Linked DNA regions of Homo sapiens: region 1 is linked to region 2. Evidence: read pairs that join two places in POLR2A ChIA-PET (ENCODE). Cell type or tissue: IMR-90. All regions are shown on one strand. Each heading gives the region's core, and the rest is flanking DNA. Links, peaks and the distances in the headings are about the cores only. Region 1 overlaps CCDC158 (coiled-coil domain containing 158). Region 2 holds the start of ART3 (ADP-ribosyltransferase 3 (inactive)).

Region 1 (12,161 bases), core at 1-8,000, 240 kb after region 2:
CTAATTTATTAAAATTTAATTAAAGCAGACTGAATAGATATAATCTAGAAGTTACCAACTTGCTAAAGAGTAACAAAATCATTTTCTTTACTATTATTAATATGCAAAAAAGGGAAACTTTTGTAAAAGTTTTGACTGGGGGCCCTGATGTTAGGTTATCTGATTACCCTCACTGATATTGACAGAACAGTGAGTTCACAGTCACAAAATGAGCCCCTGTTAGTATGCTGAAATTTGTCCTCTGTCCTTGGTATTACACCACGTCTTTCACTTTCATGTGAAAGTAGTTCTTCCCCCAGATTTTTTTTGAAGCTAAATTAGATTGAATAAAACATTTAAATTAAATTAAAATTTAAGTAGAATAAAATAAATAAAATAGATTCTATTGTCTTGGGACCAGTAACAATAAAAAACCACAATTATTCCAATATATTAGAATAAGCACAAATTATATCTTATAATTAATCACCTTATAAGGTAATTATAATACCTTATTATGTATGAATACTTTATAGGTATTAATTGTTATAATGTATGAATACTAGCTAGTAGATGTTTGAAGTTTTACTGTGAGGGATTCAAGAATAGTTTATTTCAAAATAGAGTTTACAAGACAGGGTATCTTTTATTAAATTTTCACATAAAAAGAAAAAGTACACAGGGCACTAATTACGAGTAACACCACAATTAATTGGGCCTCATTCCTCTGTAAAGAATAGGCAAGCAACGAGTCATTTTAGTAACATTTTTTCCTGGTCTTTTACTTTCTGTATCCTCTTTTCTTGATTTCTGATCATTGAAGACATTGCTGAAAATGTTGATAAAACAGTTAGAATAACAAAATCTACTTAGGCTTTAATTCTACTATGTGCTACTTAAAAGATCAGCTTGATAGTATAGAATAGACATGTTCTGAGCTCAAGACATTCTTAAAAATTGTGATGTAGCATATTTTTGAAAAGGTTGGTGTTATGGAAGAGAGCTAAGGGTAAATCTTTAGTGTTTCAGGTGTTTTATTTACTTATTTATTTTGTAGAGACAGGGTCTCTCTATGTTGCCCAGGGTGGTCTAAGACTCCTGGCCTCAAGCAATCCTCCTGCCTCGGTCTCCCAAAGTGTCAGGATTACAGACATAAGCCACTGTGCCCAGCCTCAGTTGTTTTAAATGGGCATGATAATTGTAAAAGTAATACTAATTGTAAATAATTCAAACACCTCAGAAGGACACAAAGATAGATGAAGGTCAGTCTTTGTCTCTGCTCCCTCAATCTGCTGGAATCTGCCTCCGCCCAAGAGGTCATTACCATAAGCAATTTGGTGAATATCTGCACATATACATGAATGTGCACATGTTTTATTCTTTACACAAATGAAAACATATGCTATAGACTGTTCTGTAGCTTCTTTTTCATATAACAAAACGTCAATAAGTTTCCAGTTCAGCTTATGTTTTGTTGTAACTGCATAGTATTTACTAGTATTTCATTATACAAATGTATTAGAATTTAGTAAACAGACTAAAAAAGGTTACATCCTTTTTCTAAACATCCTTTTTTCTTTCTTTCTTTCTTGCTATAATAAATACTTTTGTATAAACACTTCTGTGCATTTGTACAATCATTTCTTATAGAATAAATTGCTAGAAGTGAAATTTCTGGGTCAAAGCGTAAATGCACTTCAAGTTTTGACAGTCCTCCCAGAATTCCCCCTAAAAATATTTGTTTTAGAATTTTCAAGAGGCGTCCCATCCAGACACTGCATTCAGCAAAAAGGTCTTTTTATTTTGTAAATATCTTCCATGTGGATTATTATTTGGTGGCATACATCAGATAAATTCAGAAACATATGTCATGGTGTGAGTAAAAATAGGATCAATAAGATAATGCATCTTCCTTCAAAAAACTCACAATAGATGTGGAGAGGAAGATGGCAGATAGGAGACAGGGCTAACGTGCAGCTCCAACTTGGATGGACAGAGCAACGTGTGGAGACTCACACTGTTGACTTTTGCTCCAAGAGCCACTGCAGGAACATACTGGGAAAACCAAAAGAATTTACAGATACTTTGAAAAAAGTGGCATGCCACTGCAAATTCCACAAGATAGGTAAAAAACTGTGAGTTCCCAAAGTGTGGAGGGGGAAATCCTGCCTCTCAACAAATACCCCCATTGGGGAACCTGAAAATCCAGATTACGGGAGAAGGATTTAACCTTACCTAGAGCTGGAACAAATTTAGCGCAAAATATAAAAGTAGAAGGAGCAGTGGGAAGAGCCTTGGAGGCATTCCCATTCTCCAGCTCGAGCCCAGGGAAGCCATCCCTGACTATATCTCACAGGGGCCCTCGGGAAAGGTGGCTGGCAGAATTTGGGAGTGGTCACAGGGTGAAAGAAGCTTCCAACTGAACTCTGTAATAATTTCAACTGGGCACAAACTCTTTTGAGCGGAATCTGGGTGGTGAATGGGAAATGCTACAGAAAGGAGCACAGAAGCCACTACTGACAGTGTGGGCAGACAGGAAGGGGCAGGTGAGACGTGAAAGCCATACTTGCTTTGTCAGTGGGGAAGTTTATAGCACGGGCAAGGTCTGATCTGCCCGCCACCCCCAACCACCACCCTGCACTGGCTGCCTGGAGACACTGGCGCTGTTAGCAGGGCATGGTGGGAGCAAGATTGGCCTTGCCAACTGTGTGGGAGCTAGGTAAGGCCTATCACACAGGCTTTCCCCAACTTCCTTGGCAACAGAGGCAGCCAAAATCACCTCTGGAACATAACTCCACTGGCCCAAGAACCATCCTGCGTACCCCACAGTGGCCACGGCAAGCCCTACACAAGGAGAGTCTGAGCTCAGACCCACCTAACTCTGCCCCAACCTGATGGTATTTTTTTCCCTGCCCTGGTAGCTGATCACAAAACACACAAACTATTGAGAGCTTGATGGCCCTGCACATCACCCGATAAACCCAAATACTTATCCTGGCCAACTTAGGGCAAGCTTACATTCCCCTGTCTACTATCATAGCTTGTGCCGTCTTGAAAGTGCCACCCCTTGGCTGGAGGCCAACCAACTCCGAACATTACAGTAACTCATGATAGAAATGATAGAATAACCCTGCACCAAGGAAGAAGAAAACAGCAGCTAATTCCACTGCCTGCAACATTCTGGCTAACCAGAGGTACTAAGTCTGTCCATGTGAAAATATCACTGCTAGCATAATCAGTATTTGATTAAGCCAGGACACTAAACATATCTATGACCAAGGACTCTCACAGAGTGTACTTTACTCCCCTACGTCCTCTACCAGAGGAGGTGCTGGTATCCACGGCTGGGAGACGTGAAGATGAATCACATCACAGCACTCTTTGCAGAAATTTCCCAGCACCAGCCCCGAGTCTGGTAGCCCTACTGAGTGGCTAGATGTGCAAGAACAATAATGATCATTGCAGTCCAGCTCTCAGGAAGGCCCATCCCTTGGGGGAGGGGGAGGACACCACATCAAGGGGTCACCCTGTGGGACAAAAGAATCTGAACCTTGAGTTCCGGGCTTTTCCACTGAAATAGTTTACCCAAATCAGAAGGAATCAGAAAAGCGATTCTGGAAATATGACAAAACAAGGTTTGATAACATCCCCAAAAGGCCACACTAGCTTGCCAGCAATGCAGTTAAACCAAGAAGAAATCTTTGAATTGCCAGATGAAGAATTCAGAAGGTTGATTAAGCTACTCATGGAGATACCAGAGAAAGGTAAAAACCAACTTAAAGAAATCTAAGAAACAATACAGAATATGGATGAAAAATTCTCCAGAGAAATAGATATAAAGAAAAACAATCACAATTTCTGGAAATGAAAGACACACTTATAGAAATACAAAATGCACTGGAAAGTGTCAACAATAGACTAGAACAAGTAGAAGAGAGACCTTCAGAACTTGAAGACAAGGCTTTCAAATTAGCCCAATCAGACAAAGACAAAGAAAAAAGAATTTAATAAAATTGAACAAAGCCTCCAAGAAGTCTGGGATTATGTTAAACGGCCAAACCAAAGAATAATTGGTGTTCATAAGGAAGAAGATGAATCTAAAAGTCTAGAAAACTTATTTAAGGGAACAATTGAGGAAAATTTCCCTAGACTCACTAGTGATCTAGACATTCAAATACAAGAAGCTCAAAGAATACCTGTGAAATTCACTGCAAAAAGATCTCCACCTAGGCACACGGTCATCAGGTTATCTAATGTCAAGATGATGGAAAGAATCTTAAGAGCTGCAAAGTAAAAGTATCAGGTAAGCTATAAAGGAAAACCTATCAGATTAACAGCAGATTTCTCAGCAGAAACCCTACAAGCCAGAAGGAACTGGGGTCATATTTTTAGCCTCCTCAAACAAAATAATTGCCAGCCAATAATTTTGTATCCAGCAAAACTAAGCTTCATGAATGAAGGACAGATAAAGTCTTTTGCAGACAAAAAAAAAAAAAAAAAAAAAAATGCTGAGAGAATTCACCAGTACCAAACCATCACTAAGAAATGCTAAAAGGAATTCTAAATCTTGAAATAAAACCTCAAAACACACCAAAATTGAACCATCTTAAAGCATAAATCTCACAGGGCCTATAAAACAATAACACAATGAAAAAAAAAACCAAGGTAATTCAGGCACCAACTAGTAGGATGAACAAAACAGTATCTCGTATTTCAATACTAACATTGAATGTAAATGACCTAAATGTGCCACTTAAAGATACGGAATGGCAGAAAGGATAAAAATCTACCAACCAAGTATCTGCTGTCTTCAAGAGACTCACCTAATGCACAAGGACTCACATAAACTTAAGGTAAAGGGATGGAAAAAGATATTCCATGCAAATGGATACCACAAACGAACAGGGGTAGCTAGTCTTATATCAGACAAAACCCACTTTAAAGCAACAACAGTTCAGAAAGACAAAGAGGGATATTATATAGTGATAAAGGATCAGTCCAACAGTAAAATATCACAATCCTAAATATATATGCACTTAACACTGGAGCTCCCAAATTTATAAAATGATTACTACTAGACCTAATAAATGCAATAGATGCTAATACAATAATAGTGGAGGACTTCAATATTCCACTGATACCACTAGACAGGTCATCAAGACAGAAAGTCAACAACAACAACAAAAAACAATGCACCTAAACAATGCAATGAACTTAAACTATATCCTAGAACAAACAGACTTAACAGATATTTACAGAACATTCTACCCAACAACTGCAGAATATACATTCTTTTCATTAGCCCATGGAACATTCTCCAAGGTAAACCAAATGATAGGCCACAAAACAAGTCTCAACAAATTTAAGAAAAGCAAAATGATATCAAGTATTCTCTCAGACCACAGTGGAATAAAACTAGAAATTAACTCCAAAAGGAACCCTCAAAACTATATAAATACATGGAAATTGAATAATCTACTCTGGAATCATCTTTGGATCAATAATGAAATCAAGATGAAAATTTAAAAATTCTTCGAACTGAATGAAACTAGTGACACAATTTATCATACCCTCTAGGATACAGCAAAAGTGGTGCTAAAAGGAAAGTTAATAGCCTTAAATGCCTACATAAACAAGTCTGAAAGAGCACAAATAGACACTCTAAGGTCACACCTCAAGGAACTAGAGAAACAAGAACAAACTAAACCCAAACCCAGCAGAAGAAAAGAAATAACAAAGATCAGAACAGAATTAAATGAAATTGAAGTAAATAAATAAAAAACAATACAAAAGACAAATGAAACAAAAAGCTTGTTCTTTAAAAAGATAAAATTATTAGACCATTAGTGAGATTAACCAAGAAAAGAAGATAGAAGATCCAAATAAGCTCAATTAGAAATGAAATGAGAGATTTTACAACTTATACCACAGAAATACAAAAGATCATTTAGGGCTACTATGAACACTTTTATGTGCACAAACTAGAGAATCTAGAGGAGATGGAAAATTCCTGGAGATATACAACCCTCCTGATTAAGCTAGGAAAAAAAACAGAAACTCTGAAGAGACTAATAACAAGTAGTGAGATTGAAACAGTAATTAAAAAAATGCCAACAAAAAGAAGTCCAAGACCAGATGGATTCACAGCTGAATTCTATCAGGCATTAAAAAAGGATTGGTACCCATCTTAATGAAACTGTTTCAAACATAAAGAAATAGGGAATCTTCCCTAAATCATTCTGTGAAGTCAGTATCACCCTAATACTAAAAGCAGGAAAGGACATAACAAAAAAAGAAAACTACAGAGCAATATCCATGATGAACACAGATGCAAAAATCCACATATTCTATGAAGTCAGTATCATCCTAATACTAAAACCAGGAAAGGACATAACAAAAAAAGAAAACTACAGACCAATATCCATGATGATGCCGGGTGCAGTGGCTCACACCTGCAATCCCAGCACTTTGGGAGGCCAAGGTGGGCAGATCACGAGGTCAAGAGTTCGAGACCAGCCTGGCCAACATGGTGAAACCCCATCACTACTAAGAATACAAAAATTAGCTGGGAGTGGCCAGGCGCGGTGGCTTACGCCTGTAATCCCAGCACTTTAGGAGGCTGGGGTGGGCAGATCTTGAGGTCAGGAGATGAAGACCATCCTGGCTAACACAGTGAAACCCTGTCTCTATTAAAAATGCAAAAAATTAGCCAGGCGTGCTGGTGGGCGCCTGTAGTCCCAGCTACTTGGGAGGCTGAGGCAGGAGAATGGTGTGAACCCGGGAGGCAGAGCTGGCAGTGAGCTGAGATCGTGCCACTGCACTCTAGCCTGGGCAACAGAGCAAGACTCCATCTTAAAAAAAAAAAATTAGCTAGGCATGGTGGCATGTGCCTGTAATCCCAGCTACTCAGGAGGCTGAGGCAGGAGAATCACTTGAACCCGACAGGTGGAGGTTGCAGTGAGCTGAGATCATGCCACTGCGCTCCAGCCTGGGTGACAGAGCAAGACTCCGTATCAAAAAAAAAAAAAAAAAAAAAAAAAAAAAAAAAATATATATATATATATATATATATATATATATATATATATATATGTCCATGATGAACATAGATGCAAAAATCCACAACAAAATATTAGCTAACTGAATCCAACACCATATCAAAAAGATAATACACCATGATCAAGTGGGTTTCATACCAGGGATGCAGGGATGGTTTAACCTACTCAAGTTGATAAATATGATACATCACACAAACAGAATTGAAAACAATAATCATATCATCATCTCAAAAAATGCAGAAAAATCATTTGACAAAATCCAGCATCCCTTTATAATGAAAACCCTCGGCAAAATCGGCACAGATGGGACATACCTCAAGGTAACCAAAACCATCTATGACAAACTCATAGCCAACATTATACTGAAAGGGGAAAAATTGAAAGCATTTTCCAAGAGAACTTGTACAAAACGAGGATGCCCACTTTCACCACTGCTATTCAACATTGTACTGGAAGTCCTAGTCAGAGCAGTCAGACGAGAGAAAGAAATAAAGGGCATCCAAATGGGTGAAGAGGAAGTCAAACTATTGCTGTTTGCTGATGATATGATCCTATGCCTAGAAAACCTTAAAGACTCATCCACAAAGCTCCTAGATCTGATAAATGAATTCAGTAAAGTTTCAGGATACAAAATCAATGTACACAAATCAGTACCATTGCTACACACCAACAATGACCAAGCTTGGTATCAATTCAAGAACCCAGCCCCTTTTATAACAGCTGCAAGAAAAATAAAATACTTGGGAATATACCTAACCAAGGAGATGAACAATCGCTACAGGAAAAACTACAAATGCTGCTGAAGGAAATCATAGACAACACACACAAATGGAAACACATTTCATGCCCATGGATGGGTAGAATCAGTATTGTGGAAATGATCATACTGCCAAAAGCAATCTACAAATTCAATGCAATTCCCATCAAAATACCATCATCATTCTTCACAGAACTGGAAAAAACATTCCTAAAATTCATAAGGAACAAAAAAAAGATCCCACATAGCCAAAGCAAGACTATGCAAAAGAACAAATCTGGAGGCATCACATTACTTGACTTCAAACTATACTACAAGGCTATCATCACCAAAACAGCATGGTACTGGTATAAAAATAGGCACATAGACCAATGGAACAGAATAGAGAACCCAGGAAGAAAGCCAAAAATTTACAGCCACTGATCTTCGACAATGCAAACAAAAACATAAAGTGGGGAAAGGACACCCTATTTAACAAATGGTGCTGGAATAATTGGCAAGTGGCATGTAGAAGAATGAAACTTCAACTCAAGATGGGTCAAAGACCTAAACCTAAGACCTGAAACCACAAAAATTCTAGAAGATAACATCAGAAAAACTCTTGTAGACATTGGGTTAGACAAGAGTTCATGACCAAGAACCCAAAAGCAAATGCAACAAACACAAAGATAAATAGATGGGACCTAGTTAAATTAAAAAGCTTCTGCATAGCAAAAGAAATAAGCAGCAGAGTAAACAGACAACCCACAGAGTGGAAGAAAATATTTGCAAACTGTGCATCTGACAAAGGACTAATATCCAGAATCTACAAGGAACTCAATCGAATCAGCAAGAAAAAAACAAATAATCCCATTAAAAAGTCGGCTAAGGACATGAATAGACAATTCTCAAAAGAAGATACACAAATGGTCAACAAACATATGAAGAAATGCTCAACATCACTAATGATCAGGGAAATGCAAATCAAAACAACAGTATGATACTACCTACTCCTGCAAGAATGGCCATAATTTAAAAATATGACATAAGTTAAAAATATGACCAACAGATGTTGGTGTGGATGTGGTAAAAAGGGAACACTTTTACACTGTAAACTAGTACAACAACTATGGAAAGCAGTACAGAGATTTCTTAAACAACTAAAAGTAGAACTACCATTTGATGCAGTAATCCCACTACTGGAGGAAAAGAAGTCATTATATGTAAAGGACACTTGCACACGCATGTTTATAGCAACAAAATTCACAATTGCAAAAATATGGAACCAGCCTAAATGCTCACCAACCAACTAGTGGATAAAGAAAATTATATCGATCTATCTATATATATAGAGAGACTATTACATGGTGTGTATATATATATAATATAATATATTATATATATATGCACACACCTCAGCCACCTCCCATTCTTCCCCCATATATATACCATGTATATTTTTATATATATATATATTTACATGGTGTGTGTATATATATATATGATATATTTACATGGTGTGTACACATATATATGTAAATATATATATTTTTTATATATATATAATAAATATATATATGTATATATATACACACCATGTAATACTACTCAGCCATAAAAAGGAATAAAATAATGGCATTTGTAGCAACCTGCATGGAGTTGGAGACCATTATTCTAAGTGAAGTAACTCAGGAAAAGAAAAACAAACATTGTATGTTCTCATTATATGTGGGAGCTAAGCTATGAGGACGCAAAGGCATAATAATAATACGATGGACGTTGAGGACTTGGGGGAAGGGTGGGAGGTGGGTGAGGGAAAAAAGATACATCATATACTGCTTGGGTGATGGGTGCACCAAAATCTCAGAAATCACCACTAAAGAACTTTTCCCTGTAACTAAACACCACATGTTCCCCCCAAACTATTGAAATTTAAAAAAAAATGCTAAAACCCCACAAATTCACAATAAACTTAAAACCAAATGCTTTTCCTAATGTTCATATACATAGGGGTCTTGGGTTATCACAGGGACTTGGAATTTTCTTCAACAACAATTTGCTAAAGCCTTACTATATTAAAAACATGTGGATTTTGGAGTCAGAAATTGCAGAGGCCAAGTCCCCGATCTACTCTTCACTGTGACTTGGAATTTATTGACTGTTCTTTTATCTTCAGTTTCCTCATTTTCAAATGCTGTAATAACAGTACCCATTTCCCAATGTTGTTGTGAAAATTACATGAAGAAAACGCAAGTGAAGCTCTGAGTAAAAGGCCTGGCACACAGTTGGGAAGTGCTCAATTAAGTGTAAATAGCAACTATTATTATTAATAAGGTTAAGTTTATTTTATGAAGATTCGTTCTTAGAATAGTATTTTCCTTTACCCAGCAATTTATTGTTTTCTAGGGATAGAAAAGATGGCATAAAAAATGTACTTCAAAATTCATTTCTCTCTGATAAAGGCTCCTGGATTCATGAAGGCGGGTTATAAAAGCATGAATCATGAGGGCTCCCCCATATTCATGGTACTTAGAACTTATGCCCAAAAAGCTGCTGGTCATCTGCAGATTAGAACAGTTTCTTATTCAAATAGTTTTAGCATTTTTAGAAGTGGATTCTTTTTATTTTGTGATTCGTTGGGTGGCATAGTGTCTTATAGTGCTATGCTAATTTAAATCCTGTGTAAAGATAAATACCATTATTTTGCTTTCTTGCTATTGACTATACTCTTTTCTTGGCTATTATTGTATAAATGTTTATCTATAGACCTAATAGCAACAAGAAAGACGGTGTGTGGGAAAGTCCCATGTGACAAGCCACTCAGAACCTCAAAACCACTCCTCCTGAGGGATGGCCGGCAGGATTGTCATCCCCATTAGATAAGAGAGTATAGCAGGGCAAGAGTGACCTGCCCATGGTCACACAATTAATCCAGGGGCTATTAATGGTTAAGACCCTTATATTTAGACTTCAGTTTACAGTTGTTAATTCAATACCCTTTCAGCAGGTCTATAGACAGGAGGCTTAATCTGAAAAGAAGGTGAACATTCTCATGAGCGAGGAAGATCTCTCCAAAAACGTACACTGTACCTTGGTTCTTCAGCTGTAAATCTTCTACCAGAGTTTGCAAGCTTTCTAGTCTGTTCTGAAGCTTCCTGCATGTTTTTCCTGTTGTTTCTATTGGCGGAGACTGTGAATCTATTAGAAAATTGCTTAGATGTGATATTAAAAGTCTACTCAACATTTCCTTTTAGAAATCTTTGAATTAAAGGCTAAACAATTTTTCTTTAAAATAAAGGGAACTTTTTTTCATGACAAATTCTAAAAGAGCTATAACACTTAAAGGAAACTCTAAAACATGATTTTAAAAGAGAGAAAAATGAGTTTTATCTAAATATTGCAATGCTAGCCTATTTGATTGTGCTCAAACCAATCCGATGTATCATTATTTAACTACATAATATTAAATAAGATGGGTGAAAAGAACACTTCAAGTTTAATGATGCATTCTGCATTATAAATGACAGCTTTTCGTACCAAGCCTGAGTAGTTTGATTAACTTGGGGTTTGAGGGAGTATGATCTAATATAGAAACTGCACCATTTTCAAGGTATGTGAGGCCAGTGCCCACGTTAGTTCTGTCACCTAACGTGAATGGTATTGTATGATGGCAGAGGGTGGCATGGATGCCAACATGATCACACTGAACCTAGAACAAATGTGGCAGTGGCAACTAAAGAAGGCCTAGGAGCATGTAAGCTATTCTCTTACCAGTATGCTGTTTTGTCAACCTCTAAAAGTACTTAATTGACAATCTGAAGATTTAAATTTTGATCTTAATCCCTGCCTAGCTGTATAAATTTGACAATATTTTTAATGGTTAATTTTCTTATCAAAAAATACCCTTTTCATTACAGCATTCAAGGCAATTATCTAGGAATTACTCCAGTTTAAGAGAATGAGAAACAGTTTCTTGGAGAGTTTCTTTTTTTTTTTTTTTTGAGACAGAATTGTTGCCCAGGCTGGAGTGCAATCATGGGATCTCAGCTCATTGCAACCTCTGCCTCCCGGGTTCAAGTGATTCTCCTGCCTCAGCCTCCCAAGTAGCTGGGATTACAGGCATGTGCCACCACGCCCGGCTAATTTTGTATTTTTAATAGAGATGGGGTTTCTCCATGTTGGTTAGGCTGGTCTTGAACTCCTGACCTCAGGTGATCCACCCACCTCAGCCTTCCCAAGTGTTGGGATTACAGACATGAGCCACAGCGCCCAGCCAGAAGTTTTTAACATAAATAATATAAAATATAGGTTTGATGAGTATCTGACAATAAGCGGGGGGTTGGGGGTGAGAAGAAAATGCCATGCCTTTATGTAACAAAAATTAATAA
Region 2 (12,167 bases), core at 2,514-10,513:
CTTATTTAGGTATGACTTATGTAAATAAAATTCACAAATTTGAAGTGTACAGTTCTGTGACTTTTGACAAATGTATATCATCATGTAACATCTACTACAATCATGATATAAAACATTTCATCACCCAAAAAATGTGTTCCCTCATGCCCATATTGTGGCATGTATTAATAGTTTATTCTTTTTCAAAGCATGTTTATTGAGATACAATTCACATACAATACCATTCATTAAGGAAGACTGGATAAAGAAAATGTGGTACATATATACCATGTAATACTATGCAGCCATAAAAAAGAATGAGATTATGTCCTCTACAGGAACATGGATGAAGCTAGAGGCCATTATCCTTAGCAAACTCATGCGGGAACAGAAAACCAAATATCACATGTTACCACTTGTAAGTGGAAGCCAAATCATGAGAACACATGGACACAAAGGGGGGACCAACAGGCAGTGGGGCCTACTTGAGGGTGGAGGGTGGGAAGGGGAAGAGGATAGAGGATAAAAAAAAAAATAACTGTTGTGTACTAGGCTTAGTACTTGGGTGATGAAGTAATGGGTACAACAAACCCCTCTGACACGAGTTTACCTATATAACAAACCTACACATGTACCCTTGAGCCTAAAATAAAAGTTTAAAAGAAAAAAAATTCATTCATGTAAAGTATTCACTTGTATGGGTTTTGTTTTTGTTTTTGTTTTTAAGAAATGAGGTCTCACTGTGTTGCCCCAGTGGCATTGAACTCCTAGGCTCAAGTGATCCTCCTTTAGCTACTCCAACCACTGTGCATGGCTTAAATAGTTTTTATTGTGTGTACAGATTTGTGCAACCATCACTGCAATCATTTTTAGAACTACTGATACATGCAACAACATTGATAGATTTCATAGTGTTATGCTAAGAAGTTAGTCATAAAAAATTACATACTGACTGTATGATAATAGTTAACATGTCATGCTGGGAAAGGCAAAACTGGTGACAGGAAGAAGATCAGTGACTTCCAGAGCCTTGGGTGAAGGGAGGAGATTGACTACAAAGGACATGTGGTGACTTTTTTGGGGAGATGAAATGTTTTCATTACTCTAAAAAGAAGCCTAGTACGCATTAACAGTCTTCCTCATTTCCCCATTATACGTCCAGCCCTAAAAAAATCAATAATCTACTTTCTGTCTGTATAGATCTGTCTACTCTGGACATTTCATGTAAATGTATCAGTACTTAATTCCTTTTTTTTTTTTTTTTTTTTTGAGACACAGTCTGTCTCTATCACCCAGGCTGGAGTGCGGTGGCACTATCTCAGCTCACTGCAACCTTCACCTTCCGGGTTCAAGCGATTTTCCTGCCTCAGACTCCCTAATGGCTGGGATTACAGGCACGCGCCACCACACTTGGCTAATTTTTGTATTTTTAGTAGATACACGGTTTCACCATGTTAGCCAGGCCAGTCTCGAACTCCTGATCTCAAGTGATCCGCCTGCCTTGGCCTCCCAAAGTCCTGGGATTACAGGCATGAGCCACTGCATCCGGCCTTAATTCCTTTTTATTGTGGAATAATATTCCAGTGTGTGGGTATATCACAGTTTGTATATCCATTTACTAGTTGGTGGACATTTGGACTGAAATCTAGACCACTTTTTGACTATTATATTTATAGATATATTTATATTTATATTATATTATAGATAATACTGCTATGAACATTTGTGCACAAGTGATTGTGTGCACATATAACATACCCAAGATGTAGGCCTCAGAGTGGAATTTCTGGATCTTGGGCATATACCCAAGATATATGCCTAGGAGTGGGGAAATTTCTGGATCATGTAGTAACCCTATGTTTAACATTTTGAGGACATTTGTTCCTTTTTATTGCTGAGTGTTATTTCATTTGTTTATCCATTTACCAGTTGATGACATTTGGGTTGTTTCTACCTTTTGACTATTATGAATCAACCTGCTGTGAACATTTGACAGGTGTGAACATACACTTTAATAATTTCTTTTAAGTATAATGAATTCCTGTTCTTTTAAGTATAATGAATTCCTGTAAGTAGAATTACGGGGTCATATGGTAAATATATAAGTTTAACTTTATGAAAACTGCCAAATTGTTTAAAAAATAGCTGTATCATCTTGCATTCCCATCAGTAATGTATGAAAGTTTCAGTAGCTCCATATTCTCATCAACATTTTATGTTGTTAGTCTTTAATTTTAGCCATTCTAGTGGATGTATAGTGGTTTTAATTTGCATTTACCTGATGCTAATAATGTTGAACATCGTTTTCTACTTGTTTGTCATTTATATATCTTCCTTTGTGAAGTGTCAGTTCAGATCTTTTGCCCGTAATCATTCAATAAAATAATCATTTTATCCTTGCTTGAAAAAGCTACAGTCTTTATTCAATCCAATTTAGCTTAGTCTGCATCTACCATGGAACTGAACGTAGCTGGAGAAAAATACAACCATCTTAAGTGATTTCATTTTAAATTCAGGTAGCCCCTTAATGCAGCCCAGCAATCATAAGGCATTCACTCTTCTCCTTTTCTAGATGACTATTTCATTCTTTCTCCAATTTCTTCAAGTCTCTGTCACTTAAACCATCATCTTTTGTTACTACTTTTTTGAGAAAATTGAAGCAAGTAGAAAAGAATTTTTATTGCAACCCACTTCTTTCCAGCATCTGCCAATATACTGTGCCTTTCCTCCTGTTCATATTAGATGAACCTCTCCTGCTCTTATCTAAGGCCACCTCATCTGCTTGTATGCTATGTCTCATCCCCTTTTGCCTACTCAAGAAGATTGACCCAATCATTCTACCCTCTCTTTGCTATATTATTAGTTTTTTCCTCTATCTACTAGATCATATCCAACATGCTGGTTTTTTTCTGTCTTTAAAAATATTTCTGACCAAGCACAGTGGCTCATGCCTATAATCTCAGCACTTTGGAAGGCCAAGGCAGGCGGATCATTTGAGGCCAAGAATTCAAGACCAGCCTGGCCAACATGGTGAAACCCCGTCTCTAGTAAAAATACAAAAATTAGCCAGGCTTGGTAGTGGGCAGCTACTCTGGAATCTGAGGCAGGAGAATCGCTTGAACTGGGGAGGCAGAGGCTGCAGTGAGCCGAGATAGGGAGGCGGAGGCTGCAGTGAGCTGAGATCGTGCCACTGCACTCCAGCCTGTGTGACAGAGCGAGACTCCATCTCAAAAAAAAAAAAAAAATTCTTGGACTCTCTTCTTTACCTTTTCCCTGGTCCCACCATCAAGCTATACTGCCTCATTCCTTTTATGTCCTTTATAGAAAAACTCCTTGAAAGAGTTGAAGATATTAACCATCTCCAATGTCTCCAATTCCTCTTTTCATTCTTTCTTAGGCCATTCTAACCAGGCTTTCATCTCCACTCTTCTATCAGACCTGCTCTTAAACAAAACTTTCAATATCCTCCACATTGCTAAATCCAATGGTCAGTTCTCAGTCCTCATCTTACTTGACCTATCAGAAGCTTTTAACACATTTGATCTTTCCTTTCTTTTGTAAGTATTTTCTTCACTTGAGTTCCAGGATACTTTTTCCACACACGGTCTTCTCCATGTCAATCAATGACAACTCCATCCTTCCAGCTATTCAAGCTAAAAATCTTGGAACTATTCTTTACTCCCCTCTTTTTCTTGCAGCCCACATCTAGTTTGTCAGTACATCCTATTGCCTCAATCTTCAAATTATATCCTGCATTTAAGTCTAAACATTTTTTTTTGTTTTTGTTTTTGTTTTTGAGACAGGGTCTTACTCTGTTGACCAGGCTGGGGTGCAGTGGCACCATCATAGCTCACTGTAATCTGCAACTCCTGGGCTCAAGAGATCTTCCTGTCTTAGCCTCCCAAGTAGCTAGGACTACCGACATGTGCCACTGCACCTGGCTAATTTTTAAAATTTTTTTGTAGAGACAAGGTCTCCCTGTGTTGCCCAGGCTAGGACTCCTGGCTTCAAGCCATCCTCCTGCCCTGGCTTCCAAATCTCTGAGATTACAAACACTTTAACTGTATAATAAATTGATATCTTTATAGATCATTTCCATTTACTTTTTTGTGAGTTATTACATTTTTGAAAATACAGTAGACTTTTAGAACCCACAAATGCTTTTCCTTATCGTATCAGGAAATACTGTGTCTAATCTACAAAAGTCGGATTTTTAACAGGCTCAAATAAAAATGGCCTGTTTCTAACAACCAAAGAAACAACAAAGCAACAACATAAACATACACTCAGACATCCACTTCATACCACCTCAGCAACAGCAACAACACACATACACACACATCTACTTCTCATTACGTTTAATGCTGCCTTCCTGATTCAAGCCACCATAATCTCTGCTTGCATTATTATAATAACCTGTCATTTAGTCTTCTTACATTCACCCTACAGACCATTCTCAGCATAACAGCCAGAGTGATCCTCTTAAAAAATAAATCAGATCATGTTATACCTCTTTTTAAAACCTGTGATTTGCTCCTTTTCTCTTAGAGTGAAAGCCAGTGTTCTTACAGTGGCCTGCAGAGATTGACATGGTCTTCCCACCACCCCCTTACATCTCTGACCTTATCTTGTACTACTCTAATGTTCCAACCATATTGGCCTGCTTACTATTCCTCAAACAAAAGTAGGCATATTCTTGTCTCAGGGCTTTAGTACGTGCTGTTCACTGTGTTTGACTGCCACAGTCTTCATGGCTGATCTCTTTCAAGTCTTTGCTCAAATACCACCTTTCAGTGAGTCTTCCCTAACAATCCAATTTAAATTGCAAACACTCCATGCGCTCCTAGTCTCCTTTGTGCTACTTATAAACAAAAGCCAAAACCATAGCACTCACTACATTCTAACATACTTGCATAATTTACGTACTTATTTTAGTTATTTGACTGCCTTCCCTCACAAGAATATAAACTTCACAAAGGCAAGATATTTATCCATTTCGTTCACTGGTATATCTCTAGTACCTAAAACAGTTCCTAGCACATTTTAAGGACTCAAATATTTGTTCAATGAATGAATGAAAGAAATTTGGTTAAAAACTGGAACAAAACAGGAATGGAGGCCAGCGACAGGAGAACTTCTCTACCTCATTTCCTGTAGGCCTACATGCTTGGAACTTAAAAGCAGGTTGTTGTGAGCCTAAGGCCTGAAGACATGCAAACTTTCTTTTTTCTTTCTAACCAAACTCCTGCTTTTTAAAAAATCATATTATTTCTGGGAGTGAGTCTGTGCTGTGTATTTAATCTTGGATTGCCAAGCCAGTGAGGTGGGAAAAGGTTGGAACATATCTCTATTCTAAAGAGTAGAGTTGGATTTTGTAAATATAGGTGTATTTCATGATAATTTAAAATGTTTTCTTGAAGTAATATATGTGTGTACAAAAAAAACACATATCATAAGTATATAGCTCACTGAATTTTCACAAACTGAATTTGTCAATGTAATTGGCATCCATAGCAAAAAGCAGAACCCAGCTAACATCTCAGATGCTCCTCTGTGCCCTTTCCAGTTACTAGCTACTACCCAGGGTGACCACTATTCTGACTTCTCATGCCTTGGAAGTGTTTTGCCTAATTTTGTTCTTGATATAAATTAAATCATACAGTATAAACATGCTTGTATCTCTTTTTTTACTCAAAATTTTGTTTGTGAGATTTATCCACATTGTTATATATGGTCAGAGTTTGTTCGTTTTCATTGCTATATAAAATTTCACTTACAGTCTAACCATTCTACTGTTGATGGATATTTGGTTTCCAGTTTGGGGGTTATTATGAATAGTGCTACTATCAACATTCTATTAATGTATTTTGGTGTATGTATGCGTGAATTTCTTTGGACATTTTTGTGTTTTTTAAATCCACAGTCAGTGAACCCTAAGTGTTCCTCAGCATTGCAGTCAGTATATTTACCATGTATGCGTTACTCAAATGACAGCTGTAGTTGCAGGCATTACCAAATCCTTCCCTCCTTAATGTTATCACTGGACTTTGTCTATACTTGGGATTCTTAACATGTTGTATTTTGGTTAAGTATGCGTATTCATGTTTTTTATTAGATTTTGAGTGCTTTTTAGTACTTTGTTTTACTTGCTTATGTATCCCGACTCCTGACGAGGTACCTGAAATATAGTAAGCTAGTTGAGCGAATGGTGATAGCTGTCACCATTGCCAGTGATTAACAGAGCAAGTTTCCCTAGTTATGTGAATCACTTAGCCTAGAGTAAAATCCATGCTTTAGTTTGATATCTCAGTGTCAAAGGATTAGGAATGGGAAGTCATTTCTCTCTGAGAGAAGCCCAGAACTGTGGGCTCAGAACTGAATGTGCTGTGTGGCTAAAGGGAATTGCTATGGCTTTACAAGCCTCTTGGAGATTTAAAGTGTTAACAGCAGTGATTCCAAGGCATAGTGTGGGGGGGCCAGATATAAATAGCAGAACACAAGTAGCGTAGTGTGCCACTGCCAAGCTACTGCTGGGGGTGTTTATAAAAAGAAAAGCATTCCTGTCTCAGCTCTCACTGTCAACAACATCCCATCCTGAAGACTTGCTTACCACAACTGAGAGTGGGGAGTCAGTTTGAGGCCTAGCATCACTTAAACTTCCTCCAAAGGCACAAAAGCCAGGTAAACCTTTTGACTTATTTACACTCAGACTAAAGAAATGAACAATTTTTAGGAAAATCCTGATCAAAGCTTGCTTAAAACATATTGCCTTGTGACAGATATCTATCATCTTATATTCAAATCTTTTTTGGAAAGAGAAGTTTAACACAAAGTAGCATGTTGGTACTATATTTTAGTATTTTTAGTAAAAACAAAACAAAACTGCTTCTGAAGAAATATGGGAAACTGAGGCCAAAATGATCTATAAAAGGGAAGACTTCTCCCTTCCCCTGTGCTGTTCATTCTCATTTTTAGAATCCAGAATATGGTGATTGGTAGGGTAAAATAGAAGCTTCATTTGAGTTACATTATCATAAATACTGGGATGAATATTAGGCATTCGGCCAATAGTTGTATAATCTTAGAATTGCTGCCTACCCAGTTCCTTCTTATTCTTGTTCCCGCCTTCAGAAAGTTATGTAAGACACTTATTTTACCCTCGGGCTTCTCTTGATTGTATTTGGGGGAAGGGGGCCATCTCTGACAATCCACTGCTTTGTACCACTACTGACCTCATCATCTCCTCTGTCCCACTCAAAAGGGCATGACAATGTGCAAAGAGGATAGAAGAATGGATAATGTGCATGGACATATTCCTGGGGAATTCTTAGAAACTGGGAGCTAGGGGACCAATTTGAGACTGCTGTTTTTTAGTCTGATTGTGTTATTTCCTGTGCACGCTGAGGGGAGATTTAGAGATGGGAAGAAAATATGACTCCCAGTGACTGTGGTGGGAGAGATGACATGTCTGGAGGAGTATGGAAATGCACAGATTTAATCTTGAGCAAATCACTGAAATTCTAAGGTGTTTTTGTTTCCTCGTCTGTAGAATGAGAGCATTAGACCACTAGATAAAGCCTAATGGCTCTTGTAGCCCGTTAGGAATTTATTGATAATCACTTCCTGACCATCATGCTATCCACTCACATTCTAAATGAAAAAATACGCAGTGTCATCCTATTCTACTTCCCTACACCTCTTTTTTGAGTCTACTGAATTGAAATTTCTTTATTTTAATTTAGAAGAGAAAAATGAAGACGGGACATTTTGAAATAGTCACCATGCTGCTGGCAACCATGATTCTAGTGGACATTTTCCAGGTAATGTTGGGAATGGGAAGCATGTGGTCATTGGAATGGAAATTCGTTTTTTTTTTTTTTTGAGACGGAGTCTCTCTCTGTCGCCCAGACTGCTGGAGTGCAGTGGCTCGATTTCGGCTCACTGCAAGCTCCGCCTCCCAGGTTCATGCCATTTTCCTGCCTCAGCCTCCCCAGTAGCTAGGACTACAGGCGCCTGCCACCACGCCTGGCTAATTTTTTGTATTTTTGGTAGAGACGGGTTTTCACCATGTTAGCCAGGATGGTCTCGATCTCCTGACCTCATGATCCGCCCACCTCGACCTCCCAAAGTGCTGGGATTACAGGCGTGAGCCACCGCGCTTGGCCTGGAATGGAAATTCTTGATATAACATTACCTGAGGCATCTGTGTGGCTTGATGGTGGAAATGAAAGTAGGTAGGATAGGTAAATTAATTATAAGTAGCTCTTTTCATTTTAAATATGTGACAGATTAACTGTAAAAAGTTGAAAAAATTAAAATTAAGCAAAAAGAGGAAAGTAAAGATTATTCATAATTCCTCCACTCAGAGGGAATGATTCCCAACCTGTTGGTGTATACAGGCTTCTTGGCTTTTTTCTATGTGTATACTGTTTTTAATTTACAAAAATGGGTTCACACTGTACATAGAATTTTTTCTTTGCATTTTAAGTTAATACTATGCTGCATGTCACGCATGTCATCAGATATTCTGAATATATGTTTTTCTCCAAATAAGATAATGCTGCATTGTTTGATTACATGTTTTTTAATTAATGACCATTTTCCCACATTTTTTTTCTGGCAGAACTTTTATGATTTTATTTGCAATTGACTCTTTAAGCATCCTGTAACATATTTTTATGTAAAATATAATATTTCACTTGATTTTTTTTCCCCACGTTGTTAGCTGCCACATTACTTGTGGGTATTTGTGCACCATTTTAGATGCCTTTTTAAAAATATCTTAAATTCTTAAACTGTTATCCTTTTTTGAATTTAATATTCTAATCCATTTTCTATAGAATCATTGTGTATCCTGTTTCCTGTGTCGCAGTATGTTTTTTATTGAAATATAATTTACATACCATAAAAATTCACCATTTTTAGCTGTATACTTCAGTGGTTTCAGTATATTCATTATGTTCTGCAACCATCACCACTATCTGATTGCAAAACATTTCCGTCAACCCAAAAAGAAACCCTGTACTTATTAGCAGTCAGCCCCAATTTTCTCCATCCCCCATTCCCTGGCAACCACTGTCTACTTTCTGTGTCTATGGTTTTGCCTATTCTGGATATTTCGCCTAAATGGAATCATACAATATGTGACCTTTTGTGTCTGGCTTCTTTCACTTAGCATAATGTTCTCAGGAGTCCTATCAGTACTTCATTCTTTCTTATAGCCGAGTAATATTCTATTTTATGGCCGTACCGCATCTTGTTTATCCATTTATCAGCTGATGGACATTTGGGCTGTTTCCACTTTATGGCTATTACGAATAGTGGTGTTGTGAACATTTATGTACAAGTTTTTATGTGAACATGTGTTTTATTTTTCTTTTTAAAAAATTTTCTAATCATATAGTCTTGACATATTGAGATACTACAAACACTATTTGGTTATTTGGTAGCATTACAGAGTAAAGTTTACTTATATATAGGAAATATATATGTAAGAATGAATTTGGGGGTTATGATTTATGATTCATAGCAAAATTACCTATTGTTGTGAACATGTTTCACTTCTCTTGGGTGTACACCTAGTAGTGGAATTGCTGGGTTGTACGGTAATTTTATGTTAACTTTTTTAGGAACTGCCAAACTTTTTCACACTAGCTGCATGGTATTACAATCCCACCAGCAGTATATTAGGATTCTAATATCTCTGCATCCTTGTGTTACATGTTACTTGGTTTTTCATCATTTATAGCCATCGTAGAGGATATGAAGTGGTATTTCATTGTGGTTTTGATTTGGTTTTCAATATACTCTTGCAACATAATTTAAGTGTATTTGTTCTGTAATTGTTTCATGATTTGCTTAGCCAGTTTCTCTCCTTGACCTTTAGGTCATTTCCATATTTTTGTAAGAAATTTTTGGTAATTGAATTTCATTAGTATGGGCTTTTTTTCTCGGTGGTTATATCAGAGAAATATAATCAGCTTGTTCACCTAGCCTTTTGTACCTGTTTTTTAGTATCTGTTCAGTTGTCCCTGAATAGTGGTGGCATTTATGAACTTTGTCACTGCTCAAGGCACGCACCATACAAAATACACAATCAGCTATGGTGTCTGGCCAGAAAGACTTGATGTCTAAAATTAGACATTTGGAGACTGGTTAGAGGCATAGGGAAAAGACAGGAACATAGTAGATCAACTCTGATATAATGTAAGGAATGTGGGAGGTGTTTTCAGGGTCTGGTGTCTTATACGGTGTTGAAGTCTTGAAGATAAATCAGGCATTGGCACCCAAGCTGCACTCTGGTACATTCTGTGCTGTGGAGGAAAGTGCATTTCTTGGCTATGAGATGGCAGTGATTTGATCTCCTGAAGCTCAAATTCCCATGTCAGGAAACTGACCTACAAACCCAGGACTACGGGGGTCTTAATGACTTCCATGGCAGAATTCTCTGTGGCTAGTAATCAAGATAGTTTCTGAAGCTGGCACAATTCCCTCGTTTGTAAAATGGTGTTAACTATTTTTTGTTAACCTTTTATAAATGTTGTAATGAAGACAGAATTACACTCTTTTTCAAGTGCTACATAAATGTCCATGGTCTTCATAATTGGAAACATTCTGATTCTTTAGAGGCAACAGAACAGTTTGGTTAAGAGGACAAGACGGCCGGGCACGGTGGCTCACGCCTGTAATCCCAGCACTTTGGGAGGCCGAGAAAGGCAGATCACGAGGTCGGGAGATCGAGACCATCCTGGCTAACATGGTGAAACCCCGTCTCTACTAAAAATACAGAAAAATTAGCCGGGCGTGGTGGCGGGCGTCTGTAGTCCCAGCTACTGGGGAGGCTGAAGCGGGAGAATGGCGTGAACCCGGCAGGCGGAGCTTGCAGTGAGCCGAAATAGTGCCACTGCACTCCAGCCTGGGCGGCAGAGCGAGACTCCGTCTAAAAAAAAAAAAAAGGACAAGACTCTGGAATTAGACTGCCTGAGATCAAATTCCAATTCCATGTAAGTCTCAATCTCTTAGTTTCCTCATCTTTGTTAAAAAAAAAAAAAAAAAAGGCGGGGGGCTAATAATAGTACCTACCTCACAAGGTTGCCGAACACTTAGTGCCTGGCATATAGAAAGAACTCTGGAGATGTTTGTTAAACTTAGTGATAGAGTGTCCACCCAGTGTGTCTGAGAAGGAAATATGTAGGAAAAGTTCACAAATGAAAAATGGTTTTAAATAAGAACCAGGTCGTTGTGGCTGTACGATTGTAAGTTTCGTCTTAGACATGTTACGTATGAAGGTTCTTTGAACATTCAAGTGGAGGTGTTAAGTAGGCAGATAAATTTGATATATAGGACTGGCACTTACAGGATAGATCAGATATATTTAGATCATAATTGAAACTGTAAGCATGTATATAACTGCCTGGGGAGCGTAGAGTTGAGAGTTAGAAAATACGTAGCCTTGAGGAACTCCAACATTTAATGGCTAACTGGAATATGTTGGGTCTGCAAAAGAGTCTAAGAAGAAATGCTCCCTTAAGTGAGAGCTGTTTGGGTGGAGAAATGGGTGGGAAGCCATAATGGGGAGGGTTGAGCTATACGTGGGAAATGAAGTGGAGATGGCAAGGACAGACATCTCTTTCAAGATGTTTGTTCGTGAGGGAGAGAAGAGAGATGGGAAAGGAGATACCTAGAGCAGGATATGGAAGCAAGTTTTGTTTTGCGTTTACAAGTTAGTATCTCTGTCTCTCTCTCTCTGTCTCTCTCTCTTTCACTCTCTCTCTCTCTCTCACACACACACACAGAGAGAGAGAGAGAGAGAGTTTTTAAGTATCATTCACATAGAACCTGTAACTTTTTTTTTGAATCTGTAACTTTAACAGCTTCTAGCTAAATATGTCTATAAAGTCTCCAACTGAGGTCCCTAAGCAGACTTATGCAACTATGCACCATACAAGTATAGACTAATGGAAGAGGCATTATCCTTTTATTTGTAGAAACTCATAAATGGTATTCCTGGGGAGATTTGATCATCTTATTTTTTGATCCATAAGCCAGAGTACAGGGTTCTAATGTAGTTCACTTGAATATTTTGCCAGGTTCTGTGCTAGGTGTGTAGGATTCAAAGATAAAAACGATACAGACCGTACCCTTAAGGATCTAACAGTATAATACATATATTCCTAGCATGAAATAAT

What was found. Peaks named below come from ENCODE experiments on the same cell type or tissue, not always from the same donor. Only the 100,000 strongest peaks of a DNase experiment are listed, where the experiment ranks them.
Region 1: POLR2A ChIA-PET joins it to region 2 with 18 read pairs; 2 of 35 experiments call an interaction of 5 or more read pairs at or near these places.

Annotation. Positions count from the first base shown.
Region 1 is chr4:76,312,439-76,324,599 of GRCh38, forward strand. It overlaps CCDC158 (coiled-coil domain containing 158), which reads right to left. Exons shown (of 25, transcript NM_001394954.1): 24 at 10,864-10,971; 25 at 601-808. The coding sequence ends at 732. Among named protein-coding and RNA genes, the nearest start is that of STBD1, 12 kb to the left of the region's middle. In IMR-90, for the core only: no CTCF peak of the experiment used is centred there; no DNase peak of the experiment used is centred there.
Region 2 is chr4:76,068,160-76,080,326 of GRCh38, forward strand. It overlaps ART3 (ADP-ribosyltransferase 3 (inactive)), which reads left to right and starts at 6,550. Exons shown (of 12, transcript NM_001130016.3): 1 at 6,550-6,660; 2 at 7,722-7,799. The coding sequence starts at 7,731. In IMR-90, for the core only: no CTCF peak of the experiment used is centred there; no DNase peak of the experiment used is centred there; H3K27me3 peaks cover 390 bases.